Regions from separate parts of the Homo sapiens genome. Here region 2 is linked to region 1. Evidence: read pairs that join two places in POLR2A ChIA-PET (ENCODE). Cell type or tissue: MCF 10A. All regions are shown on one strand. Each heading gives the region's core, and the rest is flanking DNA. Links, peaks and the distances in the headings are about the cores only.

Region 1 (12,938 bases), core at 9,779-12,278:
TAAATATAAAAAGAAACAGAGTGACTGGCCACCCACTAGAGAAATTATGACATTTATTTACATTCAAGAAAATCTCTCCCGTCTTAAACAAAACACAACAAATACCCTCCACCCCTAATTCCCTCTCTAACAACTACCTTACCCTTCTACCAACTTCCATTGACAAATTTATTTTAAAAGTAGACTATGGTTAGAAGGCAGAATAGTGGATACCCTTAGCAAGCTGGGTAGTGACTAGAAGGGCCACGAGAAGAGCTTCTAGAGTGCTAGTATGTTTAGTTTGTAAAAATTCACTTATGCCCCGTTTACTTTCCTATATGTATGTTATACAAATGGTCTCAGACTTACAAATGGTTCAACCTTACATGGTGCAGAAGCGATACGCATTCTGTAGAAACCGCACTTTGAGTACCCATATAACCATTCTGCTTTTCACTTTCAGTGCAGTATTCAATAATGTACATGAAACATTCAATAGTTTATTATAAAATAGGCTTTGTGTTAGATGATTCTGCCCAACTGTGGGCTACTGGAAGTGTTCTGAGTACATTTAAGGGAGGGTAGGCTAAATTATGATGTTTGGTAGGTTAGGTGTGTTAATTTTTGACTTAATGATATTTTCAACTTATGATAGGTTTATCAGAATGCAACCCCACCACAAGCTGAGGAGCATCCGCATTTAAGCACAAAGTCAAAAAGGCAGATTCTGTTTGCTTTCTCAATTTTATCTCCTCCTCCCTTTACTACTAAATGCACCTAAAACCTTTCTTCCCAAGACCACCAATAGCCTCCCAGTTGCTAAACCCCACTGGACATCTGGCATCTTGGTTGCACCCTGAAACTGGTGACTACTCTACATCTTCAACCCCTTTCTTTGGCTTACAGGATTCTACCCTATCCCCATTCTAGAGGCTTTCTAGGTACTCTCTCCTCCCCTTTTGGGCCTTCTCTTCCTCTGCATAGCTCTTCAAGGTTGATGAGTCATGGAGTAGTCTTTAACTCTCTCCTCTTCTCACTCCAGGGCAATTTCATTAAAATCTAATTCTTTCTTTTTTTTTTCTTTCAGACAGAGTCTCGCTCTGTCACCCAGACTGGAGTCCAGTGGCCTGATCTCGGCTCACTACAATCTCCGCCTCCCGGGTTCAAGGGATTCTCATGCTTTAGCCTCCCAAGTAGCTGGGATTACAGGCGCCCGCCACCACGCTCAGCTAATTTTTGTGTTTTTAGTAGAGACAGGGTTTCGCCATGTTGGCCAGGCTGGTCTCAAACTCCTGGGCTCAAGGGATCCACCTGCCTCAGCCTCCCAAAGTGCTGGGATTATAGGCGTGAGCCACCACACCTGGCCAAAATCTAAGTCTTTAACTCCCACTCATATGCTACTGATGCTCAAATCAGTATCCCTAGCCTGGGCCTCTCCCTAAGCCTCAGGCTTGTGTGTTTCCTGTGTTTCTAACTCCCTGAGGGACATGTTACCAGGCTTTTCAACTGCTACTTCAAACAGGCTATATCCAAAGGTGACCTTTTTTTTGGAGTGATGGAATATATTATTTCTATTTTCCATGTAAATAATTTAAACTCTCTCTATGTAAGTATATATACACTTACAGTATCTTACCCTTCTACCAAGTTTATATATATGTATATAAACTATATGTATATATATACTTATAGACTTATACATACTATATATACTTAAAAATATAGTTTATATAGTTTAAGTATATATAATACTTTATGTATTTCTATATATAGTTTACATTTATATATTTAAAATGTATGACATTATGCTTTCAACTATCTTTCTCCAAAACTGTTTTTATGAGATTCTCTACCTTATTTAATGATCCTACAAGCCACACAAAGGACAACATAAAAGCAACTCTTTAATGATAAAGAATGAAAATAAATTTTTTTTTTTTTGAGACAGAGTTTTGCTCTTTCACCCAGGCTGGAGTGAAGTGGCGCAATCTCGGCTCAAGACAACCTCCGTGCCCCTGGGGTTCAAACGATTCTCCTGCCTCAGCCTCTCAAGTAGCTGGGATTACAGGCAGCCACCACCACACCCAGCTAATTATTTTTTTTTTTTTTGAGACGGAGTCTCGCACTGTCGCCCAGCCTGGAGTGCAGTGGCGCGATCTCCACTCACTGCAACCTCCGCCGTCTCTCGGATTCAAGCGATTCTCCTGCCTCAGCCTCCCAAGTAGCTGGCATTACAGGCGCCCGCTACCATGCCCAGCTACTTTTTGGAATTTTAGTAGAGACAGGGTTTCACCATGTTGGCTAGGCTGGTGGTCTCAAACTCCTTACCTCAGGTGATCCACCTGCCTTGGCCTCTCATACTGCTGGAATTGGCCAAGGTGGGCAGTTCACGAGGTCAGGAAATCGAGACCATCCTAGAAACACAGTGAAACCCCATCTCTACTAAAAATACAAAAAATTAGCAGGGCATGGTGGCGGGCGCCTGTAGTCCCAGCTACTCAGGAGGCAGAGGCAGGAGAATGGCGTGAACCTGGGAGGTGGAGCTTGCAGTGAGCCAAGATCGCGCCACTGCACTCCAACCTGGGCGACAGAGCGGGACTCCGTCACAAAAAAAAAAAAAAAGTGCTGGGATTACAAGCGTGAGCCACCGCGCCTGGCCTCAGTCAACCTTTTCTGCAATAATTTCCATTCTGACAGCATTTTTCACTCGAAACAAAACTATTTTAATCTGATTCTAATTATTTAGGAGGTAAAAATCTGAAATGGGTTTTTTACAAAAAAAAAAAACAAACTATGAACACTGACAATACTTTTGAGATTATTCTTATTCTAAGTAACCAACACAAAAAAAAGAACTATGTGAAAGAACTCAGAATACAACAAAATGATGAAGACAATAAAAAAATTTTGTCAAAATCAGGCTACACTGTTGTCCTCAGTAACGTGTTGTAAATTGAATGAAAAATCAAGAGAAAGGCCGGGCGCGGTGGCTCACGCCTGTAATCCCAGCACTTTGGGAGGCCGAAGCGGGCAGATCACGAGGTCAGGAGATCGAGACCATCTTGGCTAACATGGTGAAACCCCATCTCTACTAAAAATACAAAAAAAAAAAAAACAAAACATTAGCCAGGCGTGGTGGTGGGAACCTGTAGTCCCAGATACTCAGGAGGCTGAGGCAGGAGAAAACCTGGGAGGCGGAGCTTGCAGTGAGCCGACATCACGCCACTGCACTCCAGTCTGGGCGACAGGGCAAGGCTCCGTCTGAAAAATAAATAAATAAATAAATAAAAATAAAAATCAAGAGAAATGAGTCCACAATTCTTGAAACGTCAAAAGAATACAGAATACTCTCCTCCATAAGGAGCATTCAGGACAGTATCTACATTTTATACAGCAATCTTTTATTTTTATATTTTTTATTTTTTGAGACAGAGTTTCACTCTTGCCACCCAGGCTGGAGTGCAGTGCCACAATCTCGGCTCACTGCAATCTCCGTCTCCTGGGTTCAAGTGATTCTCCAGCCTCAGCCTCCTGAGTAGCTGGAATAATAGGTGCCTGCCACCACGCCCAGCTAATTTTTTTTGTATTTTCAGTAGAGATGGGGTTTCTCCATGTTGGCCAGGCTGGTCTCGAACTCCTGATCTCAGGTGATCTGCCTGCCTCGGCCTTCCAAAGTGCTGGGATTATAGGCATGAGCCACCATGCCCGGCCAGCAATCCTTTCTAACATGTAGGGCCACACACCAAACAGAACAGAGGCTTTCTCTGGAAAGGGGGCTGGGGGGAGGTGGACAATAGCAACCTGACCAACTGTACTATTTTGACTTTTTACAAGGAAAAGTATTTCAGTATTACTTACAACATTTTTTTTAAATAGATGTTTTCTTTTCAAAGCAGTTACCTTGATAAATCATATATGGAGTCGGAATTTACTACAACTATTTATATAAATTTCATAAGTGAAATTTATTTTTTAAAATTTATTTTATTATTATTATTTTTTGAGACAGAGTCTCGCCCTGTCACCCAGGCTGGAGTGCAGTGGTGTGATCTCGGCTCACTGGAACCTCCGCCTCCCGGGTTTAAGCGATTCTCCTACCTCAGCCTCCCAAGTAGCTGGGATTACAGGCCCACACCACCACGCCTGGCTAATTTTTGTATTTTTAGTAGAGACGGGGTTTTGCCACGTTGGCCAGGCTGGTCTCAAACTCCTGACCTCAGGCCTCCCAAAGTGCTGGGATTACAGACATGAGCCACCACACCCAACCAAAATTTACTTTTAATATGTAATCATATGGCTTCCATTTCTAAATGCCTTCAGATCACATTTTAAGCCTAAAAGAAAATCAGTCTCGGCCAGGCGCCGTGGCTCACGCCTGTAATCCAGCACTTTGGAAAGCCAAGTTGGTTAGATCACCTGAGGTCAGGAGTTCAAGAGCAGCCTGGCTAACATGGTGAAACTCTGTTTCTACTAAAAATAGAAAAAATTAGCCAGGCATGGTGGAGTGCGCCTGTAATCCCAGCTACTCAGGAAGCTGAGGCAAGAGAATTGCTTGAACCCTGGAGGCGGAGGTTGCAGTGAGCCGAGATCATGCCACTGCACTCCAGCTTAGGCAACAAGAGTGAAACTCCGCTTAAAAAAAAAAAGTAAAGAAAATCAGTCTCGATATATTTTAAATAAGAGTGGTAAAGAATAGAGAATGGGCCGGATTCGGTGGCTCGAGCCTGTAATCCCAGCACTTTGGGAGGCCGAGGCGGGCAGATCACTTGAGGTCAGGGGTTCGAGACAAGCCTGGCCAACATAGTGTGAAACCCTGTCTCTACTAAAAATACAATAATTAGCTGGTGGGCACCTGTAGCCCCAGCTACTCAGGAGGCTGAGGCAGGAGAATCGCTCGAACCCAGGAGGCAAAAGGCTGCAGTGGGCCGAGATCGCACCACTGCATTCCAGCCTGGGTGACAGAGTGAGACTCCGCCTCAAAAAAAAAAAAAGATTCATTATCTCCACACACACACACACAAAGATGAGAAAATGGCATCTGTACGCCTATGTTTATTGCAGCACTATTTACAATAGCAAAGACTTGGAAGCAACCCAAATGCCCATCAGTGATAGACTGGATAAAGAAAATGTGGCACATATACACCATGGAATGCTATGCAGCCATAAAATAGAATGAGTTCTTTATAGGGACATGGATGAAGCTAGAAACCATCATTCTCAGCAAACTAACACAGGAATAGAAAACCAAACATCACATGTTCTCACTCATAAGTGGGATTGAACAATGATAACACATGGAAGGGAACATCACACACTGGGGCCTATCAGGGGATGGAGGGCAAGGGGAGGGAGACCATTAGGACAAACACCTAATGCATGCGGGGCTTAAAACCTAGATGACAGGTTGATAGGTGCAGCAAACCAACATGGCATGTGTACCTATGTAACAAACCTTCATGTTCCGCACATGTATCCCAGGACTTAGAGTAAAATAGAAAAAAAAATTACAATATTAGTCTTCATTAAAACAATCTCTACTGGAACCTTTTCTACATCTCCTAATTAAACGTAGTGTCCAACATAAACTTTTCTTTCTGTTGTGGTGGTGGTGGCGGTAAAGAATCAAGCTTTATGTAAACTTGGTCAATAATAAGATTATCTCATTCTACTAAAAAAAAAAGAAGAAGAAGAAAAGAAAATGGCATTTTTTTTAAAAAAAAAAAAGAGGAAGGGGACTTGTAGTATGATTCCACCGAGTTTTTTGAAAATGTCATACCAAGGGTATATTTGAATATGTCCAGAACGGAGTCTAAAAAGATGTTAGGGCCGGGCGCAGTGGCTCATGCCTGTAATCCCAGCACTTTGGGAGGCTGAGGTGGGCAGACCACGAGGTCAGTGGTTCGAGACCAGCATGACCAACACGGTGAAACCCTGTCTCTACTAAAAACACAAAAATTAGCCGGACGTGGTGGTGCACGCCTGTAATCCCAGCTACTCAGGAGGCTGAGGCAGGAGAATTGCTTGAACCCGGGAGATGGAGGTTGCGGTGAACGAAGATGGCGCCACTGCACTCCAGCCTGGGCAACAGAGTAAGACTCCGTCTCAAAAAAAAAAAATATGATGTTAACAGTGGTTGTCTATAGGTGGTGATATTAAAGGTAATTCTTATCTCTATTTCCTGAAGTTTTTACAAAAAAACCATTGATTTGTTTTGTAACATGCAAAGAACAAAAATGGCTAGCTCCTGAGGATATTATAAAGGTTTGCCACAAAGTTTGAAGATAATTCCAAATGAGGAAGAGTAAAAATGTTTTGATCAGTGATAGAATTTTTGGAATAAATATAATGACAGTATAATTAAATCTATCCTCTCAAAACGACTGTTTTGATGCATTCATTTGAATGTAAAATTTGGGAGCACTCATACTTTAACAATAACAATAAAACCCACAATCATTTCGATCTGTTTCACAGCAAAGGAGGATATAAAGCCAAGAATTTATCTCCCTTTGTCACTCAGGCTGGAGTGCAGTGGTACAATCATAGCTCACTGTGGCCTTGAACTCCTGGGCTCACCTAATCCTTCTGCTTCAGCCTCCCAAGTACCTAGGACTATGGGTGTGACGGAGCACACTCAGCTATTTTTTTTTTTTTTTTTGGTAGAGATGGAGTCTCACTATGTTTCCCAGGCTGGTCTCAAACTCCTGGTCTCAAGCAATCCTCCTGCCTTGGCCTCCCAAAGCGCTGGGATTACAGGTGTGAACCACCATGCCCAGTAAAGTTTAGACTTCAAACAACATTAAAAAAACTCTTCCTAATACAACAAACATAGAACTATTTTATGAGAAATTTTTAATTCTTTAGTTCTGTACTACAGTAATTGGTATTTCCTAGCTCTTTCTCATCCACTGTAAACAGACTACAATCTAAAGAGATAAGCAGAGAAAAAAATGAGGCTGTTTTCAAGACTAATATTATCTTTTTCTCACAGAAAACCAAGTTCTGTTTCATCTTTGGAGGGTAGAATTCACCACAAAATTAGGTCAGCAAAGCAAACAAAATGTCTCATCTGCAATTGTTTCATTTTCTACTCTTTAAAGATAGCGATTAGATTTTATAAAATTCATGTAGAAAAATAATAAACTTGTGCGATAAACAGGAAGAAAACCTTAGGGCCAAAGAGTGAGATAATTGTTCATTTAGGCAGGTTTTGAGTCATCCAGTTGGGCTATACTGGTTTTAAAGACTTGGAACACAGATAATATGTAATTTATCAAGTCCAGAATTTATTTTGAACTTCCTCATCCAGACAGAAATTTACTGCTACTTAAGACTCCTATATATATGTGTTTTTTTCTCTATTAGAATGGCATCCTGGGACCCACTCAATCTTTTCTGAATTAAGGAAATATAGGGAGGAAAAAATCGTTGGGAAACATTTACTTCAAGTTTAGCTTTTCAAATGCATCTGTGTTTCCAAGCAACTAATAAAATGTACATCATTTAATAGGAGAGCTAGTCTGTCAAAGTAAAATCTATCTGGGCAGGGCATGCTGGCTCATGCCTGTAATCCCAGCACTTTGGGAGGCCGAGGTGGGCGGATCCTTTGAGCCCAGGAGTTCAAGACCAGCCTGGGCAACAGGCTAAAGGTGAAACCCCCTCTCTACAAAAAATACAAAAAATTATCTGGGAATGGTGGCACGTGCCCATAGTCCCAGCTACCCAGGAGGGTGAGGCAGGAGGATCGCTTGAGCCTGGGAGGTGGAGGTTGCAGTGAGCTAAGATTGTGCCACTGCACTCCAGCCTGGGAGACAGAGCATGATTCTGTCTCAAAAAAAAAAAAAAAAATCTATCTAGACACAGGTTTCTATCTAGACACATGGCTCTGTCTCAAAAAAAAAAAATCTACCTAGACATGGGTTTCATATCTCTTTTTTTGTTGTTGTTTTTTTTGACATAGGGTCTCATTCTGTCACTCAGGCTGGAATGCAGTGGCACAATCACAGCTCAATGCAGCCTCAACCTCCTGGGCTCAAGTGATCCTCCCATCTCAGCCTCTCAAGTAGCTGGGACTACAGGCAGGCACCACCATACCTGGCTAATTTTTGCATTTTTTGTAGAGACGGGCGGGGTTTCGCCATGTTGCCCAGGTTGGTCTCAAACTCCTGGACTCAAGGAATTCTCCTGCCTCAGCCTCCCAAAGTGCTGGGATTACAGGTGTGAGCCACCACGTCGGGCCTAGACCCGGGTTTCATATCTTAACAGACCACCATGTGCACAGAGAACTCTAAACTCACTAATGAAAACTGCCTTTGACTTCATCTCAGTTATTCATGTGCGTTTTTCTTCTTTAAGGAAAACTGTAAGCCTTTTTTGGAAAAAAAAAATCATGTACAAGACTCAATTCGGTTGATAACCATCTGACCTCATAATGAAAATCTGTGCAAAAATAAGGAACAAAAACAAGTAAAGTAAATGTTTGGACTATACCCAGCAACTTTAACAGGACTCCCAAATGGTGTGACTCCACAAACAGGCTCAGTTCTATCTGCCAAGTGAGGTAAACCATCAACAGACAATGTAGGAAACTTCTTGGAGCCCGTATAATCACTTTTTGCTTACTTACTCACTCACCAGTCTAACCCATGTCACATGAATCAGCATCTCTAATAGGAGAGGAGACTCATTTTCAGCAAGCACAAACAAAAACAGGCTAGTTCACAAGGACTGAAGTTTGTGGAATGGGGGAAAAGAAAAAAAGAACCTTTATTAGTTAGTTTCATATATTCCATTTTAAAAGACTGTTCAGAAGAAGGAATAGACTTCTTTTCAGGAATATCTGAAAAAAGAAACTACTGGGAATTCCTCCACACTAAGGCAATGAACATGCACTTGTGGATCTATCTCTAGCTCCCACAGAGGGGGCTCCTCATCCTCATGGAACCAAACAAAGAAGTCCTTAAGCGGGAGCCAGTGTGGGCTTTGAATAAAACACGCTGCATTGCTTCAAACAGCCAGAAATAGGAAGACAAAGGATAACTGCACTTAAAGTGCCTTTAAAACAATATTCACTTAAAATTCAACTATACTATCCATAATGCATAAAGCTGTATCAGGAAAATATAGCTTAACAATCAAAGTCATAGGCTTTCAGCATACTGAAAACTCTACGACCCTTGCCCTACATTCCTGCTTCTCCAAGTTTTAGTGAACACTGAAAATAAGTTTAAAAACCTACCACATTAAGAAATTGGCACTGATTAAATTTTCTAACAAAACTGGCATGAGGCTATGCAAAAATTAGGAAAAACTCAGCAAAAGTGAAAAATAAATAACTTCCAAATTCTAAAATATAACTTTAGACTAGGATTTTTTTGTCCCTGAAAATATATAAAGTTTCATGCTGTATGAACTAACTGTAAAATTCCACTTAAGCATTATTGGGGAAAATCAACTGATACACTCTTTCAATTCCTTTATTTTAAAGATCTCTTAGTACTTTCTTGTCATATTAAAAATAAGTCTAAACTTTTTGAAACAGATATCTTTGCTATTGAGATTTATTACACACCTAATAACATGCATTTATATATCTAATTTTAAATGTACAATACAAACAAATATGCAAGTTCGTTTCCTAGCCTCTAAGAAGTTCCAGTCTAGCCTAGAAAGGACATGGGTGTGGAACACATATACATATAGATTATAAATTAAACCTTTACGTCATAAAAGTCTACAAATATCAACAGGCCTCATGGGGTAATCAATTCATTTATCATAAATGTCTGGTACATCATCTACTTTTCTCCTCCACTGTGCCTCTAATCTCTCCGTTCTTTTAATGTATCGTTTTACTTCTTCTTTCTCCTCTTCCAGTGTTAGTTACAACTGTGAGGCTATCTGCATTTCAGAAGTAGATAGAAGAATGCTACAGTGTCCTGAGCAGAATTCATTTCCAAATGAGAAGTGAAATAACCCAAGTTAATTCACGTTTTACAGTTGTTAAGTCCAGAGTGCTAACCTGCAAGCATAGATTACTTCAGTGGACAAATGTGATACAAGAGGAACAGAAAACACCTTACATTGATATAGTGCTTTGTAGTTCACGGTTCTTTTCGCATATTATCTCAATTGAATCTCCCAACAATCCTGTGAGATACAGAGGGACATACTACTATCCCCACAGGATCATGATCAGAGGACGCTGAGAGATTAAGAAATCTCAACTGGCCCGGCATGGTGACTCATGCCTGTAATCCCAGCACTTTGGGAGGCCAAGGAGGGCAGATCACTTAAGGTCAGGAGCTCAAGACCAGTCTGGCCAACATGGTGAAACCCCATCTCTAATAAAAATACAAAAACTAGGCCAGGCGTGCTGGTGCATGCCTGTAGTCCCAGCTACTTGGGAGGCTAAGGGAGGAGACCGGCTTGAACCCAGGAGGCGGAGGGTGCGGAGAGCCAAGACTGCGCCAGTGCACTCCAGCCTGGGTGACAGGGCAAGACTCCGGCTCAAAAAAAAAAAAAAAAAAAAAGAAATCTCAACAAGGTCGCTCAGCCAGAAACACAACTAGAACCTGAGGCTGAAAAGATTGCATCCAGAGCTACAGAGCAGTTTTTTCTTCGTCTCTGTGATCCACTGTCTAACTTCTTCGAAAGGTAAGAAAGGAAAAAGAAACAACCAATTGATTCTGCACATAAAAAATGTATTTATGTGAGTAAAAATGTAGTTACTATAATTCCTCAAGAAGAATTCCCTTGAAGATGCTTAAACTGTTAGGGAAAAAAAACCTTCATTATCTTTCCAAATATGTGGCTTTTAAAATAATGCTCAAGTATAAAAGTTACATTACTCTTCCAATTTACAGATGATTTTCCTTTTCCATTTAGCATTGTAATTCTCCGCGCAGTTCTAGTAACATACTAGTAACATGGTAAGAAAATTAATTTCAGGAAGACAGGCAATGTAAGTATTACACTAAGCCACAAAGAATGTGTGAGGTAATAACACCTCATAGTCATGGACATGTTCACTCAGGCTCCTTGGTGTGGTGAGCTCTGAGTACAGGTCATGTTATTTGCCCTTGAGGAAGGAAGTGACACAGACCAGTTTTCACTAGGCCACCTTCTTGCCCTGGAGGCTTCAGTTAGCAGCTGATGATTTCCCAATTTCCAGCCCACGTCTGTGGCAGGAAAAGTCCATACCCTGGGGTTCTACATCAACTGATTTCCCCCTTCCAATGCCCAGATATTTCAGCAAGCCCAACCTGTTCAAAACCAAACCATCACCTCCCCCTCAAACCAAATTCAACCTTCTTCCACTTTCCCACCTCAATGAATAGTTCCCACCTCAATGAATAGATCCCACAGTCAAAAGTCAAAAGCCTGGGCAGAAACCTTAATTTATCCTTCTCCCTCATCTACCACATCCAACTGACTACCAAGTTTTGAAATAAAAAATACTTTTGGAGAGCCCCAAGACCGTGCACCACCGTAACACAGGTAGTTACAAGATGCCATCTTACAAGATGCCAACTAAAAGTAACAGCTCACATTTCTTCAGCCCTTACTTTGGGCCAAGCACTGTTCTAAGCTTTGCGTAGGAATGAATTTAATCCACACAATAATTTGAGGTTGGTAAGCATCTCATCCTTGTTTTACAAATGAGGAAGCAGCTACAGAAAACTTTAGTATCTCTCACAAGGAACACAGTGAAGCCCAAGGTCTTAACACTGTTCTGAACACTCTCACACTTCTGTGTCCTTGCATGTGCTTTTCTTCTCTGTTTGGAAGGCCCTTTCAACCTTGTCTGCCTAGCTCCAAAGATCAGCATAGGCATGTTCTTCTCTATAAAGCCTTCTGATGCCCCCTGCTGTTGCTCTTCCCTCTAAGTCAGTAGATCTCAAGGCTGGCTGCTTGCTCCAAAAACTAGATGCCTAATCCTACCCCTAGAGATTCTTGATGTCATTGGTATAGGTTCTAGACTGGGCATCGGGACTTTTAAAAGCTCCCCAGGTGGCTCTAACATGCAGTCAAGGTTGAGACCCACTGCATCGTTAACGGACCTTTAATGTCTGTGCTGGTAAGTGCATTGTGAGCTTCTGAAATGAAAGTTTCATAATCACCTTGGGGGGCTTTTTCAAAACTAGCAGTTCCTGGACGCCAACTAAAAAGTCAGTCAGAACCATGCGCAGGGGCTTGGAAACTGTCTCCTTGAATAATTCTGATTTGTGGCCAGATTTGGGACCTCTCTCCTAGATAAGAACTGGGTCTTTTCACTTGTACCCACCAGGGTCCAGCATGATGCCCAGCCCATAGTTGGACTAGGATAAAATCTGTGTAATGAAGGAAATCTAATAACGTGAATCTGGGTATATGTATCCAATATTCAAACTTCCTGCAGCAGCACAAGGAAAAGCTGCTTCCTACAATGGAATGCAAATACTGGGCAGCTTTTCAAATGTGTTTTTTAATCCACCAATGCCCCCTAGTGACCTGAAGATGAATAACTATATCAAAACATCGCAGTATATATTTTAAGTACAATGTGTACTTAATATGCACATAACTAGTCAGACACACTGCACTTTTACTACCATTGTACTTTTACTACCAACACCTATACTATTAACTCCTTTGCCCTCCAGTTCTAGTTAACCCAAGCTGTTAACTCCCAAACCCCGATCAATCCTACCGTTTACTCCATCCCCACTCTGCACAAACATACAGGAGTGCTCTCAGCAGAGCCCTCAAAGGGTCTGGCCTATCTTTTTGTTCCTTGGTCAGTGCCTCTCCCAAATCCCACCATGTTCATAAGACCATCCATCTCGAAAACACAAGAACCATTCATCTACCGATTGGCTTCAATTCTTGCTAGTCAAAGGGGACCAACGAAAACTATAGAACTAGTTAAAAAATGGAGAATCTGGCCGGGTGCGGCGGCTCACGTCTGTAATCCC
Region 2 (16,919 bases), core at 8,841-11,340, 93 kb before region 1:
GATAACTTTTCTAGAATTACCTTTGAAAACAAACCCTTAGGTTTCTTATGCTCCAACCCCTAGGGGACAGATTCAGAACAGCTTGTTTCTTTCAAGTCTACTCAATCAAGGCCTGCCTTCTAGAGACTTTTCTTTTTTTTTTTTTTTTTTGAGATGGCATTTCGCTCTTGTTGCCCAGGCTGGAGTGCAGTGGCGCAATCTCAGCGCACCGCAACCTCCGCCTCCTGGGTTCAAGCGATTCTCCTGCCTCAGCCTCCCAAGTAGCTGGGATTACAGGCATGCGCCACCACACCTGGCTAATTTTCTATTTTTAGTAAAGACGGGGTTTCTCCATGTTGGCCAGGCTGGTCTCGAACTCCCGACCTGAGGTGATCCACGCCCCCACCCCTCGGCCTCCCAAAGTGCTGGGATTACAGGCATGAGCCACCGCGCCCAGTCTCTAAAGACTATTTTTAATGGGCACCATATGATCTCTCTGGAACTGAGAAGAGCGGACTTTGGGGAAATTAGAAAAGATGTAGAAGGATGCTGCTCCAAGGGCCTTCAGAATAATCACTTGACATCATCTCTGATAAGTTACTCTCTAGGTCATTTATATAAGCCTCTGCCCCAAGCATATAGGAGAGAGACATCTAGTTTAGGGCCATCAAACTGGGAAACATTTGTTGCTTGAGGTATACAAGAGGATTCCAAGGTACTGAGTTTTAAGGAACTTGGGTTCCAAACCTCAACTTCTATATATACTCTTTCCAGAAATGGTCTACCTGAAAATGCTCCTGAGGTTAAGAGGTCACACTTGGGCTGGGCGCAGTGGCTTATACCTGTAATCCCAGCACTTGGGGAGGCCAAGGCGGGAGGATCCCTTGAACCCAGGAGTTTGAGACCAGCCTGGGCAATAGAGTGAGAGCTTGTCTCTAAAAAAGAAAAAAAATTAAAATAATAATAATAGGAGGTCACACTTGGCTCCTCTTGCCTCTCTCCTCTTTCATAAATGCCCTTCCTGGCAAGATGGGGTGGTTCACAGCTGCACTCTTTTTATTTATTTATTTTTGAGACAGAGTCCCGCTCTGTTGCCCAGCCTGGAGTGCAGTGGTGCAATCTCGACTCACTACAACCTTCACTTCCCAGGTTCAAGTGATTCTCCTACCTCAGCCTCCTGAGTAGCTGGGATTACAGGTGCTTGCCACCACCACCTGCTGATTTTTGTATTTTTGGTAGAGATGAGGTTTCACCATGTTGGCCAGGCTGGTCTCGAACTCCTGACCTCAGGTGATCCACCTGCCTTGGCCTCCCAAACTGCTGGGATTATAGGGGTGAGCCACCGTGCCTGGCCTCGGCTGTACTCTTAACACTTTGGGAGGAGGAGGTGGGTGGATTGCTTGAGCCCAGGAGTTTGAGACCAGCCTGGGCAACACAGTGAAACCCCTGTCCCTAAAATAAATAAATGAATGCCCTTCTCCCACCTTACTAAAGAAAGGTGTACCCCTAACCTACCCTGAATCTTAGCAGAGGGTGCTACCCCCAAGGTGTAAAAACCTCTGGGCACCAAACCAAAGAATAATTCAGGAATGTACAGCTCTCAAGGGAAGAGTTCCCAGAGAGTTGAGACCCCTTCTCAGATTACTTAGGTAGGAGCATGTACTGGGGTTTTATTTCAAGTTTCACAAAGAAAGAAGCTCCTCAGCAAGTCAGTTTGAAGACTGCTTTCTTGGTAGAGATAAAAGTGATACAATGAACTATGGGTTACAGAGTCTCAGCAGCCAGGCAGCTGGGGGGAAACCATAACTTTCCAGAAAAAGATTACTCAAACATTACATCAGGATTGCTGATTACGTCCCGGAACAGACTGTAAACTACCTCAGCCCTAAAAGTTCTCTTCCAGATTAAGTTTGGGACAATTTGCTTTCTCAAGACCTGAAAAAAGAGAGCTTTGGTTAAAAAAAAAAAAAAGAAGAAAGAAAAAGAAAAGAAAAAAAAATGGCAGCTGTTTAATCCAGATGACAAATTGCTTTTTTTTTTTTTTTTGAGACAGGGTCTCACTCTGTCACTCAGGCTGGAGTGCAGTGGCGAGATCATGGCTCACTGCAGCCTCAACCTTCCAGGCTCAAGTGATCCTCCACTTTAGTCTCCCGAGTAGCTGGCACTACAGGTGCACGCCGCCATGCCTGGCTAATATTTTTATTCTAATTTTTTTTTTTTTTGTAGAGACGGGGTTTCGCCATCTTGCTCATGGCTGGTCTTGAACCCCTGGCCTCAAGCTATCTGCCCACCTAGGCTCCCAAAGTGCTAAGATTACAGGCATGACCCACCATGTCTGGTCTGCACAATCGTTTACAAGTTAGTCTGATTTGGCTGATTGGTTTGATAGTAAGGAATGGCTTTGTCATTAAGTTATAGAACAGGCACTTTCCATTAACCGAACAAGCTAAATGAGCTGTGCCAAGATTCTGAAGCAATAAAAATAGATTTAAATTACCAGGGCGTGGTGGGGGGGGGGGCACCTGTAATCCCAGCTACTCAGGAAGCTGAGGCAGCAGAATCGCTTGAACCCAGGAGGCAGAGGTTGCAGTGAGCCGAGATCATGCCACTGCACTCCAGCCTGGGCGACAGAGCAAGACTGTCTCAAAAAAAGAAAAAAATAGATGTAAGCCATGTGCATAATGTATAGTACACCAGAAATCACATTCTTTGCACCTTTTTTTTTTTTTTTTGAGACGGAGTTTCACTCTGTCACCCAGGCTGGAGTGCAGTGGTGTGATCTCGGCTCACTGCAACCTCCGCCTCCTGGGTTCAAGCGATTCTCCCGCCTCAGCCTCCCAAATAGCTGGGATTACAGGTGCCTGCCACCACACCCAGCTAATTTTTTGTATTTTTAGTAGAGACGGGGGTTTCACCATGTTGGCCAGGCTGGTCTCGAACTCCAGACCTCAGGTGATCCTCCCGCCTCCGCCTCCCAAAGCGCTGGGATTACAGGTGTGAACCACCGTGCCCGACCCCTCAGCTCTCAGCTCAATGTCGCTTCCTGCAATGTGTCCATTCTACACAGGGAAATGGCGGAAGGCAGCAGGTAAAAAAAATCACAGCCTTTCCTCATACTGCTTGGCCTTTTTTTGTTTTTTAAATTCTGAAGAAAGCCATCTCCAAGCACTTCCACCTACATTTCATTGGCTGCAATGTGTCACCTGGCAACCCTTAGCTGTAAGGGAGTCTGGGAATTCTAGTATTTTGCTTTCCAGTTTCTCTAGTAGAAAAGTGTGTTTCTCTAGTAAAAAGTGTTTCTCATGTGTGTAAAGTGAGCAAAGTGATAAAGCATATATTCTAAAAAGTAATTTGGGGCTGGGTGCAGCGGCTCTTCCCTGTAATCCTAGCACTTTGGGAGGTCAAGGTGAGAGGGCTGCTTGAGGCCAGGAATTTGAGACTAGTCTGGGCAACATAGTAAGACTCTGTCTCTACAAAAAATTAAGAAAATAGCTGGGCATGGTGGCACATGCCTGTAGTCCTAGCTACTTGGGAGGCTGAGGCAGGAAGATTCCTTGCACCCAGGAGTTTGAGGCTACTATTGTTGCCCCACTGCACTCCAACCTGGGTGACAGAGCAAGACCCTGTCTTTAAAAAAACTAAATAAATAAATGAAAATAAAAATAAAAAGTAGGCCAGGTGCAGCAGCGCATGCCTGTAATCCCAGCACTTTGGGTGGCCAAGGTGGGAGGATCGCTTGAGCCCAGGAGTTCGAGACCAGCTTTGGCAACATGGCAAGACCCCGTCTCAATTTAAAATTTTAAAAACCAATAAAACTAAAAAGTAATTTGGAAGACTGTGAGGTAAACCAAATAATCAACTAACAAAGTAGTTACTTAAAAAAACAAAACAAGCTGGGCGTGGTGGCTCATGCCTCTAATCCCAGCACTTTGGGAGGCTGAGGCAGGCGGATCACGAGGTCAAGAGTTCGAGACCAGCCTGGCCAATATGGTGAAGCCTCGTCTCTACTAAAAATACAAAAATTAGCTGGGCATGGTGGCGCACACGTGTAGTCCCAGCTACTCGGGAGGCTGAGGCAGAAGAATCGCTTGAACCCGAGAGGTGGAGGTTGCAGTGAGCCGAGATCGTGCCACTGTGCTCCAGCCTGGGCGACAGAGCGAGACACCATCTCAAAAATAAAAATAAAAATAAATAAAATTAAAAAACAAAACAAGGCTAGGCTCAGTGGCTCACGCCAGTAATCCCAGCACTTTGGGTGGTCAAAGCAGGAGGATTGCTTGAGGCCAGGAGTTCAAGACCAGCCTGCACAACACAGTGGGACCCTGTCTCTACAAAAATAAATAAATAAATAAATATAAATATAAATATAAATAAAAACAAGCCCTCCAAAAACCTTTGACAGTGTGTAAAGCTATGCAATTTTCTAATCGTGTTAAAGTAAAAGCAGTTCACAAACAATTCAGACTATACAGAAATAAAAAGTAGTATATATGGCCTAACATTACTTTGTTCTTAAAATTTTCCAGTGACTTTTCTTCCCACTTCCAACTCCAACTGCCCTATTCCAGAATGTCAAATGATTGTGACTTGCAGGTTTTCTAATCAGCACGTAAGTCGGAAATTCTAAAAATACATTTTAAATTGTGGATCACACCATTACATGACTGTCTATAGAGCCATTTAATTTTGAAGGCAAGTTAATTTTAAAAATAGTTACACACAAATGTTCAGTTGATTACGCTTAAGACAGTTTTATTCTGGTGATTCAGCATGATTTTTTTCAACAAATTAGGTACTTTGTCTGCTTTGTGGAACATTGGCAGTTTCATTTCCTGTTAAGGAAGCTATCATCAGAACTCAGATAAACCTTTGCCTTTACTATTTGAGTACTGAAAATAAACAAAGAATATAAAACTCACATATAGGCTGGGTGCGGTGGCTCACACGTGTAATCCCAGCACTTTGGGAGGCCAAGGCAGGCGGATCACTTGAGGCCAGGAGTTTGAGACCAGTCCGGCCAACATGGTAAAACCCCATCTCTACTAAAAATATAAAAATTAGCCAGGCATGGTGGCACATACTTGTAATCCCACTTACTTGGGAGGCTGAGGCAGGGGAATCACTTGAGCCCAGGAGGCAGAAGTAGCAGTGAGCCAAAATCATGCCACTGCACTCCAGCCTGGGTGACAGAGCGAGAGTCCGTCTCAAAAAATAAAATAAAATAAAAAATAAAACACACGTATATACTTGGGGACAGAAACATCAAATATGTTTTCTGGATGATTTAAAGGTTTAGAAGGGGATTATTTATTCTAACTGAAAAAAAAATCTTTTAATATGAATTATTTATATGGAAGACTTCTTTTTGAAGCTGTTGTGGCTGATGCTGTTGGATTCATGTCTAACTTCTTTCATTTTATAAAACAGAATCATATCATCATCACAATCTGTACACTCCCACCTATACTCTTAGGGGGCAGTCTGGGGTGGTTCCTAGGGTAACAGGCCCAATTATCCCAGTATACATTGCATACAGTACCCTAACAACTTTTAGGAAAGGTTTTCATTATTAGTGCTTTGTTTTAGAAAAAGTCCAAAACAAGCCCTAATGAAGAGTCCAAAGGATAAGGAAGATGAAGAGAAAGAGAAAGCACTGAAAAGTAGAATCACATGATTTGCAAGTAGGACAAGGAAAGCGAGCAGGAAAAAAAACAGAGTTGTCAGAACCTGTGGGGAAAATGTGCTGAACAGCAAGGGCTGAGAAATGAGCAACATATTAAACTTTTTTTTTTTTTTTTTTTTTTTGAGATGGAGTCTCACTGCTGTTGCCCAGGCTGGAGTGCAGTGCCGACATCTCAGCTTACTGCAACCTCCATCTCTTGGGTTCAAGTGAAGCTCCTGCCTCAGCCTTCTGAGTAGCTGAGATTACAGGCACCCGCCACCATGCCCGGCTAATTTTTTGTATTTTTAGTAGAGACGGTTTCACCATGTTGGCCAGGAACTCCTGACGTCAGGTGATCCACCCGCCTCGGCCTCCCAAAGTGCCCCCATTTCCTTTCATTCGTTTGGAGAACTCCTCTACTGCTTGCATGGTTACCTGGTACAATGATCAGTCATGATGCCCTGCCCCTCTCCAAGACCATCCCAAAGAGTTGGCTCAGGGCTGGGCAAACTGGGCCAAGCCAGGATTTCATGGCTAACACTATTTCGCAATAGTTCGCAAGCTGGAGGCTGTAGCCTGGGACTGTTGGCTGTCATCTTCCTTGCCTTGAGGGTGCGCCTGCTACAAAATGCAGCTGAAGGGTGGCAGAATACTCTATGCCAAAATATGCCACCATGACGTAAGGATTACTTCAAGCTAAAGGCACTTGAAAAACAGCAGATACAAGAAGGGCATTCTAATCTCCCCTTTGCTTCCTGCAAACAGGAGAGAGAAACTCCCATGTGAACATGCCCTCCCTGTACCAGGAAAAAAGTAACATTCTTCCCCGGGGAGTCACAGCTCTGAGAATCCTGTACAAACATACTTTGTGAAACTAATTCTTACCTTCCTTTAACAAACTCCCCACATAATTTAGTTACTTTTCCACAACTGCCTCTCTTTGTTCAACCTAATACAAAAGCCTGTTGGTTTTGTCACTTCTTTGGGTCTTCATTTCCTTCCCAGGGCTCCTGAGTCACATAAAACTTACATTAAATTAGTACGCTTTTCTCCTGTTAATATACTTTATGTCAATTTAATTCTCAGGCTCAGCCAGGACACTAAGAGAAGAGAGTTTTGACTCTCCTGCACATTCAAGACCTGTGGGAATCTGAGCCAAGCATTGACATAACAGCGCAGCAGCAGTTTATGATCTCTCTCTTCCTTTCCTTTCCTTTTTCCTTTCCCCTTTCCTTTTCTTTCTTTCTCTCTTTTTCTTTCTTTCTTTCCTTCTTTCTCTTTCTCTCTCTCTCTCCTTCCTTCCTTCCTTCTTTCCTTCCTTCCTCTTTCCTTTCTCCCTCCCTCCCTCCTTTCTTTTTTTTTTTGATACAGAGTTTCGCTCTTGTTGCCCAGGATGGAGTGCAGTTGGCAATCTTGGCTCACTGCAATCTTTGCCTCCTGGGTTCAAGCGATTCTCCTGCCTCAGCCTCCTGAGTAGCTGGGATTACAGGCACCCGCCACCATGCCCAGCCAATTTTCGTATTTTTAGTAGAGACAGGGTCTCACCATGTTGGCCAGGCTGGTCTTGAACTCCTGACCTCGTGTGATTCACCTGCCTTGGCCTCCCAAAGTGCTGGGATTACAGGCGTGAGCTACTGTGCTCGGCCCTTTCTTTCTTTTTTTTTGACAGGGTCTCGCTCTGTTGCCCAGGCTGGAGGGCAGTGGTGTGATATCGGCTTACTGCAACCTCGACCTCTTGGGCTCAAATGATCCTCCCACCTCAGCCTCCCAAGTAGCTGCAACTGCAGGTGCGCACCACTATGCCCGGCTAATTTTTTTTATTTTTTGTAGAGACAGGGTCTCCCTGTGTTGCCCAGGCTGGTCTTGAACTCCTGACTTCAAGTGATCTGCCCACCTAGGTCCCCCAAAGTGCTGGGACTATAGGTGTGAGCCACCAAGCCTGACCGATTTCTTTTTTCGGGAATTCCTATTCCGTTCTCAGTCCTTGAACTCCCAGCGCAAGACTCCACCCCAGGTCACAGGGCTCAGTCCCACTCAGAACTGTACCTCTTACTTATAGACTGACCCGTATTGCTTAATAGATCACATGGCGTAGCTTTCCTCCCTGCCTGAGTCCTAAACGGCTTGCCAGCATGTCATGTTATGCTTTTTTCTGCCTCCTACCTTTCACAGCACCCGCAGGCCTGGCATGTAGTAGAGTACCAGATAAGACTTGGTAAATTTGATCCTTTTTTTTTTGTCTTTTTTCTGAGACAGATTCTTGCTCTGTCGCCCAGGCTGGAGTGCAGTGGTGCAATCTCAGCTCAATGCAACCTCCACCTCCCGGGTTCAAGCAATTCTTCTGCCTCAGCCTCCTGAGTAGCTAGGATTACAGGTGTGCGCCACCACGCCTGGCTAATTTTTGTATTTTTAGTAGAGACGGGGGTTTCACCGTTTTGGCCAGGCTGGTCTTGAACTCCTGACTTCGTGATGCACCTGCCTCGGCCTCCCAAAGTGCTGGGGATTACAGGCTTGAGCCACCGTGCCCAGCCTAAATTTGATTTTTTTTTTTTTGAGACGGAGTCTCCCTCTGTCGCCCAGGCTGGAGTGCAGTGTCACGATCTCGGCTCACTGCAAGCTCCGCCTCCCGGGTTCACGCCATTTTCCTGCCTCAGCCTCCCGAGTAGCTGGGAATACAGGCGCCCGCCACCACACCCTGCTAATTTTTTGTATTTTTAGTAGAGACGGGGTTTCACCGTGTTAGCCAGATGGTCTCGATCTGCCTACCTTGGCTTCCCAAAGTGCTGGGATTACAGGCGTGAGCCACCACGCCTGGCCAATTTGATTCTTTTCTTATGACAGAAACTATAATACAGCGAGAATGTTTTTCTTTTTTTCTTTTTCTTTTTTTTTTTTCTTTTTTTGTTTTTTGAGATGGAGTCTTGCTCTGTCACCAGTCTGGAGTGCAGTGGCACGATCTCGGCTCACTGCAAGTTCCGCCTCCAGGGGTCAAGTGATTCTCCTGCCTCAGCCCCCCGAGTAGCTGGGATTACAAGCACCTGCCACCACGTTTTTAGTAGAGACGGGGTTTCACAATGTTGGCCAGGATGGTCTCCATCTCCTGACCTCGTGATCCACCCACCTCGGGCTCCCAAAGTGCTGGGATTACAGGCATGAGCCACCGCGCCTGGCTGAGAATGTTTTTCTAATACGTGATTAAATAGGCGGCTATCGAGGAACAACATTTATTGCACATAACTTACATTATCTTGTTTAATCTGTACAAGCAATTTATGAGGTAGATGTGTAAGTTTATGACCTTGGAATGTTGAACCGGTTGTAAACAGATGAAAACAAGTACCTCTGACTCCAAATTCTGTGTAAGAAAACGACTGCCCATGGCCAGGCACAGTGGCTCAAGCCTGTAATCCCAGCACTTTGGGAGGCCGAGGTGGGCGGATCACCTGAGCTCAGGAGTTCGAGACCAGCCTGGCCAACATGGCGAAACCCCGTCTCTACTGAAAATACAAACATTAGTCAAGCGTGGTGGCAGATGCCTGTAATCCCAGCTACTTGGGAGGCTGAGGCAGAAGAATTGCTTGAACCCGGGAGGGGGAGCTTGCAATGAGCCGAGATCGCGCCACTGCACTCCAGCCTGGACGGCAGAGCAAGACCGTCTCCTCCCAAAAAAAAGAAAAAGAAAAGAAAACGACTGCCCATAAAGACTCCTCTTCACCCCCTCCCACCAGCTAATAAGCAAACGTGTACCACCATATCATTATATCCAGAATCTAAGGGGTAAAGGGCATTCAAGGACAAGGCCTTACATGCTAAACAAACTGTGACAAATTCTCCACTTGAGTCTTGTCAAATAGATTTCCCTAGCAGCAAGATATGTGACTCAGTGTAGGAAAAACTAACCACTGGTGCAGAACACACATTTGCTTAGAAAGCCTTAGGCCAACCTTAATTACCCTGCCTAAGAAAGAGAGGCCTCCACAGGGGGCGGGGAGGAGGGAAAACAAGCTAGTTGTTGGACTGGAAGCTTCCAGAACCACAGCTGTAGCCCTTAACAGGATAGCTGACCTGCGCCTTTCATTTGCTTTGATTTCATGTATGAGTTTAATTCCAAAGTTGCAAATAACAGGAAATGAACCACAGTGTTAGCCAGTTAACATCAAAGGTAGAAGGAGACCGGCAGGCGGACTGTTAAAAGAATTAAAAGAGTAAACATTCCGGTGAGTCATTAGCTTTCAATACTCACTAGAACCACTAGAAGCAAAACTGCGTGGGAACCTACAAGTGGACACTCCAAGTAAGAGCCTACCTGGAGGCCGGGCACGGTGGCTCACTGCTGTAATCCCAGCACCTTGAGAAGCCGAGGCAGGCGGATCACGAGGTCAGGAGTTCAAGACCAGCCTGGCCAGGTGTGGTGGCTCGTGCCTGTAGTCCCAGCTACTCAGGAGGCTGAGGCAGGAGGATCGCTTGCACCTGGGTGGCAGAGGTTGCAGTGAGCCAAGATCGCACCACTTGCACTCCAGCCTGAGTGACAGAGCGAGACTCCATCTCAAAAAAAAAAAAAAAAAAAAAGCCTACCTGGAGTTCTTTGAAACATGCAAAGTTCTGGCCGGGCGCAGTGGCTTACGCCTGTCATCCTGTCATCCCAGCACTTTGGGAGGTCGAGTCACTGCTTGAGGCCAGGAGTTCGAGACCAGCCTGGCCAAAATGGTGAAACGTTGTCTCTACTAAAAATACAAAAATTAGCTGGGCCTGGTGGTGCATGCTTGCAATCCCAGGTACTGGGAGGCTGAGACAGGAGAATCGCTTGAACCCAGGAGGCAGGGGGTTGCAGTGAGCCGAGATCACACCACTGCACTCCAGCCTGGGTGACAGAGTGAGGCTGTGTCTCAAGAAACAAAACAAAAAAAGAGATTGGACCGTGTGCGTGTGTGTTTGTGTGTGTGTGTGTGTGTGTTTTGAGACAGAGTCTCGCTCTGTCACCAGGCTGGACTGCAGTGGCACGATCTCAGCTCACTGCAACCTCTGCCTCCCAGGTTCAAGCAAATCTCCTGCCTCAGCCTCCTGAGTAGCTGGGACTACAGGCGCCCGCCACCATGCCCAGCTAATTTTTGTATTTTTAGTAGAGACTGGGTTTCACCATGTTGGCCAGGATGGTCTCGATCTCCTGACCTCATGATCTGCCCACCTTGGCCTCCCAAAGTGCTGGGATTACAGGTGTGAGCCACCGCGCCCGGCCATGTGTGTGTATTTTAACAAACAATCAGAGTACTTTGGTGTAAAGGTATAGAACAGCAGAGCTCGATCAAGAAGTTTCCTTCTTTTTTTTTTTTTTTTTTTTTTGAGTTGGAGTCTCGCTCTGTCGCCCAGGCTGGAGTGCAATGGCGCGATCTCGGCTCACTGCAACCTCCACCTCCCGGGTTCAAGCAATTCTCCTGCCTCAGCCTCCCGAGTAGCTGGGATTACAGGCGCCCGCCACCACGCTTAGCTAATTTTTGTATTTTTAGTAGAGACGGGGTTTTGCCATATTGGCCAGGCTGGTCTCTTGGCCAGGCTGGTCTCGAACTCTTGACCTTGTTATCCGCCCGCCTCGGCCTCCCAAAGTGCTGTGATTACAGGCATGAGCCACTGTGCCCAGCTAGAAGTTTCCTTCTTAACAGCACCATCTGTCTGAACAAAAGTATACATAATATTAGCCATAAAAATATGTAATGGTGGGCATGCAGTAGCTTTGTTTTTTGTCTAGTTTTATTTCACCTAATAATTAAAGAGAGCTCCAAAGGAGAAAAAAGTAGATTTCTAACTCCTCTTTATCTCTGAGAATTCATTCTAGTAGAGGAAATGAAGTTTGATGAGACGAGACCAAAAACAGTACAAAGAAGTGAAAAATCATAGATTGAAAATGAAGCTAAATTTTGAAGAGTCTGATCTCAAAATGAAAGGCCCACTACTGGAAGGTTGCTATAATTTCATTTTGTAATTTCAATTTGATATAAATTCTGCTCCACCCATTTTTTTCTCATTGTGTGACAAAATATTGGTGTTTCCTTGACATACACTTCTTTTTCTTTTTTCTTTTTTTTAGACAGAGTCTCACTCTGTTGCCCAGGCTGGAGTGCAGTTGCATGATCTTTGCTCACTGAAACCTCAGCCTCCTGGGTTCAAGCGATTCTCCTGACTCAGCCTCCCAAGTAGCTGGGACTACAGGCACGCACCACCACGCCCGGCTAATTTTTGCATTTTTAGTAGAGACAGGGTTTCACCATGTTGGTCAGGCTGGTCTCAAACTCCTGACCTCAGGTGATCCGCATGCCTCGGCCTCCCAAAGTGCTGGGATTACAGGCATGACCCACGGTGCCTGGCCTGACGTACACTTCTTAATCAACAAACAGATTAAAACTTAGGTATCTGAGTTAAAAACCAAAAGATGAAAACGGTATAGTGGTTCCTCAAAAAATTAAAAATAGAACTACCTGCTGGGTGTGGTGGCTCACACCTGTAATTCCAACACCTTGGAAGGCCAAGGTGGGAGGATTGCTTGAGGTCAGGGATTCAAGACCAGCCTAGGCAACATAGTGGGACTCCATCTTCATAAAAAAAAAATTAAACAATTAGCCAGGTGTGGTGGTGCACAACTGTGGTCGCAGCTACTCAGGAGGCTAAGGTGGGAGGATCACTTGAGCCCAGGAGTTCAATGCTACAGTGATCCAAGATTGCATCACTGAACTCCAACCTGGGCAACAGAGTGAGACCCTGTGTCAAAATAATAAAATAGAATTACCATCTGATCCAGCAATCCCACTTCTGGGTATATAGCCAAAAGAACTGAAAGCAGGATCTCGAAGAGATATTTGCACACCTATGGTTTTCATGGCAGCATTATTCACAACAGCCAAGAGGTAGAACCAACCCAAATGTCCATTGATGGATGAATGGATAAACAAAATGTGGTATTGTCCATACAATGGAATATTATTCTGCCTTAAAAAGGAAATCCTAGCTAGGCATGGTGGCGGCTCACACCTGTAATCCCAACACTTTGGGAGGCCAAGGTAGGAGGATTGCTTTAGCCCAGGAGTTCGAGACTAGCCTGAGCAACATGGAGAGACCCCCATGTCTACAAAAAGTCAAAAAATAAAAAAGGAAATCCTGTCACATGCTAAATCATGGATGAACCTTGAGGACATTATGCTAAGTGAAATAAGTTCATCACAAAAACACAAATGCTGTCTGATTCCACTTATATGAGGTGTCTAGAGTAGACAAATTTGTAGAGACAGAGTTTAGAATAGTGGTCGCCAGGAGTTGGAGGGAGGGAGAAATGGGGAGTTATTTAATAGGTACGGAGTTTCAGTTTTGCGAGATGAAAAAGTTCTGGAGATCTGTCTCACAATTTGCATATAGTTAACCCTACTGAAATATATACCTTAAAATGGTTAAGATGGTACATTTTATGTGTTTTTTACCACACACAAAAAAAATCTTGGTTTCAAACATCAGAAACAGAATTTAGGTAACTCGAGGGAAGAAAATTTGGGAAGCCTATCTCACCACTCACAGAATCTCTGGGAAGACTAAAGATCCAAACTCAGCCCGTAGAACAAGAAAGGCTGAGAGTCAAAAACTGGGATGTTCCCTTGAAGTCTGAGAGATTTGCATGTTCCCTTGACTGGGAAGCAGCCAGTAATAAATCTCAGGTTTGCAAATATGGTGAGAAAAAAATTAGAAAAGAGGAAGCCTGAGTTGAAAGAAGTCAAAGGGTTTAAGCAGCAGGCGCACCCGCTCTAAATTAGGGACGGGAAGAGACGTGCAATCGCAGATTATGAAACAATGAAAGGCAGAGGACGCAATCGTACTCCTAAAAGATCTTCCATTGTGACATAAGTATTTTGATCTAAGGCTGAGTCTGTTCTCATTGTATTAAAAAAAAAAAGTCCCTCTTTGGCGGGGGCTAAAAACAAAATCTGATTCATATTGAATTTCTTCCCAAAGGTTACACAAAGGGAAGTAATAATGCCGACTGTGAGAATTGAAGTGAAAATCAGATCTCAGCCCAACCAGAACAACCAATGGGAACAATAGACAATAACTGTGACTCTAATGAAATTCATTTCTCAGCTGAAGGCACTGAGCCGATGTTTCTCTTGCTCTATTCTTAGTACTAAATCGAACTTTTTCCCCTTCAGGGAAACAGCTCCCTTCAGATTTAAACAATAGATATTCACCCTGCATTCCATATTTGATGGGTTCTCAGTGTTGGCTAAAATGTCATAACCTCCTCTCTTCCCCCAACAAGATATGACCCACATTTCCTCTCTTCGAGGGGTGTCACAGCTGTTTTAAGGACATGCGTGTGTAGAGTTGGAGTAAGCGGCCTCAAGAGCAGTACTGATAGCATGGGCAGGCCCAAATTTGGGAAATGGGTAAAACCTGTAAAAATAGTCTTGCAGGTTTTAACGCAATTGCAGGCTAAAATGAAAATTTATGACAACGGAAGGCAGAGATGACACCTATACCTATATTCCTTTGTATAGTACTTTATTTTCCTTTTTTTTTTGGAGACGGAGTCTCTATAGCGCAGGCTGGAGTGCAGTGGCACAATCTCTGCTCACTACAACCTCTGCCTCCTGGGTTCAAGCCATTCTCCTGCCTCAGCCTCTCGAGTAGCTGGGATTATAGGCACACACCACCATGCCCAGCTAATTTTTTTTTTTTTTGCATTTTTAGTAGAGATGGGGTTTCACCATGTTGGCCAGACTGGTCTTGAACTCCTGACCTCAAGTGATTTGCCCACCTCAGCCTCCCAAAGTGCTGGGATTACAGGCGTGAGCCACTGCGCCCGGCCAGTAATTTCTATCTTATGGAAAATAACTGATTAAACAGGACCTATGGTTGCAAGTGAGAGAAAGCAACTCAAACTAAGCAAAAATAAATAAATAAATAAATAAAGCCAGGCACAGTGGCTCAAGCCTGCAATCCCAGTGCTTTGGGAGGCCAAGGCAGACAGATCACGAGGTCAGGAGTTTGAGACCAGCCTGACCAACATGGTGAAACCCCATCTCTACTAAAAATACAAAAATTAGCTGGGCGTGGTGGTGCATGCCTGTAATCCCAGCTACTCAGGAGGCTGAGGCAGGAGAATCACTTGAACCTAGGAGGCGGAGGTTGCAGTGAGCCAACATCGCACCACGGCACTCCAGCCTGGGCAACAAGAACGAAACTCTGTCTCAGAAAAAAAAAAAGGAATGTGTTTGGTCCAAACAACTGGAAAGTCGTCGGATCTGACTTTAGTCATGACTAGATCCAAGAGTAAATAGTCACCAGGCTCTTGTCATTCCATCCCTTGATTATGGAGGAGGAATACAGTCAAACTCATCCAAAGCACATAGAATATATTTCTCAGTGGAAAGAGGGCTTATCAGATGAAGGGGAAATGAGTCCTGGGAAGACAAAAACAGCAAATATCCACCAGACTGTGAGATTTTGAAGATTAAAAACCATGTCAGGCTGGGCAAGGTGGCTCATGCCTATAATCCTAGCACTTTGGGAGGCCGAGGTGGGCGGATCACCTGAAGTTGGGAGTTTGAGACCAGCCTGGCCAACATGGAGAAACTTGTCTCTACTAAAAATACAAAATTAGCTGGGTGTGGTGGCACATGCTTGTAATCCCAGCTACTCTGAAGGCTGAGACAGGAGAATCGCTTGAACCCGGGAGGTGGAGTTTACCGTGAGCCAAGATCACACCATTGCACTCCAGCCTGGGCAACAATAGCGAAACTGTCTCAAAAAAAAAAAAAAAAAAGCTATGTCTTTTTTTTTTTTTTTTTTTTTTGAGATGGCGTCTTGCTCTGTTGCCCAGGCTGGAGTGCAATGGTGCGATCTCAGCTCACTACAACCTTCTCAGCTAATTTTTGCATTTTTTTGTAGAGACGGGGTTTCACCATGTTGGCCAGGCTGGTCTTGAACTCCTGACCTCTAGTGATCTGCCCACCTTGGCCTCCCAAAGTGCTGGGATTACAAGCATGAGCCACCGCACTCGGCTAAAAACCATGTCTTAACGTTTCATCTCCAGTTCTATGCCTGCAATTTACTGACATTCAGTACGTGTTTGCTGAATGAATAGGACAAGTATATCTGGTATCTTTATACTGAACACATCAAAACAAGCTCATTCCCTAAATGCAAAGGGAATGAGGGAATGAACTGGATTTCCTAGTGACCATGCCCACACTGGCTTTTAGGCTGTTGTGGTATAGACTTTAGCTGGCTACCATATCTCTACTCTCTAATTCTCTCTCAAACTAAAAGAATCCCAATTTTTCACTTAGCATATTGCCTCCCAGCTGAAAGACTACATTTTTCAGACTCCATTGCAGCCAGGTTAAGTTACAGTCAATGAGTAAGCTGAAGTATTGGGTGGAACTTTGGGGAAGTCTTGGAAGGGAGGTGGCACATACTCCTTCCTCTCTTCTTCTGTTCTGCTTCTTGGAACTATGATGTGATGGCTGGAGCTCCAGCAATCATTTTAGACCTTAAAGATGAAGACTATACCCCAGGAATGGCAATGTGAAAAGCTGAAACAAACCTGGGTCCCTTATGTCCCTGGAGCTGTCATACCAGTCCTGGACTGCTTACGTATAAACTTCTTTTATTTGAGAAATAAATTCTGTATTTTTGCCATGAATTTTAAGGTCTCTATTACTCACATCTGAACCCATTCCAAACGGATACAGCTGTGGTCTCCAAATATACAGAACTAAGGGAGAGGTCTCAGACCCCACAGTCCCTCTCCCCTTCCCCTCCTCAAGGCATGAAACCCAGTCTATGAAGAGTACTAGTCCTCTACCTCCCAAAGGCATCCCAGCTTGGACTGCTGTCATGATCTCTTCTTGTGTAACTGAAGGCATCCTCCCAGTTCCTGACTCCTCTTCCCTGCTTCTAGGAGCCAGTGCAGTGCCATGGTGCTTCCTAAAGACTCCCCTTGCCGGATGGGCGTGGTGGCTCACGCCCGTAATCCCAGCACTTTGGGAGGCCGAGGCGGGCGGATCACCTGAGCTCAGGGGTTCGAGACTAGACTGGCCAACATGGTGAAACCTCGTCTCTACTAAAAATACAAAAATTAGCCGGGCATAGTGGCACACACTTGTAATCCCAGCTATTTGGGAGGCTGAGGCAGGACAATCGCTCGAACCCTGGAGGCAGAGGTTGCAGTGAGCCAAGATCACGCCACTGCACTCCAGCCTGGGCAACAGTGCGAGTCTGTCTCAAAACAACAACAAAA

The links. ChIA-PET counts read pairs that join two places held together with the same protein. Peaks named below come from ENCODE experiments on the same cell type or tissue, not always from the same donor. Only the 100,000 strongest peaks of a DNase experiment are listed, where the experiment ranks them.
Region 2: POLR2A ChIA-PET joins it to region 1 with 18 read pairs; 12 of 35 experiments call an interaction of 5 or more read pairs at or near these places.

What each region holds. Positions count from the first base shown.
Region 1 is chrX:23,890,182-23,903,119 of GRCh38, forward strand. All of the region lies in intron 1 of APOO (apolipoprotein O), which reads right to left. Among named protein-coding and RNA genes, the nearest start is that of APOO, 11 kb to the right of the region's middle. In MCF 10A, for the core only: a CTCF peak has its summit at 11,868 (motif pointing left); DNase peaks (open chromatin) are centred at 10,300, 11,060 and 11,840.
Region 2 is chrX:23,797,871-23,814,789 of GRCh38, forward strand. No RefSeq gene overlaps it. Among named protein-coding and RNA genes, the nearest start is that of SAT1, 23 kb to the left of the region's middle. RefSeq lists enhancers at 8,601-9,599, 9,207-10,406. In MCF 10A, for the core only: a CTCF peak has its summit at 10,061; a DNase peak (open chromatin) is centred at 9,791.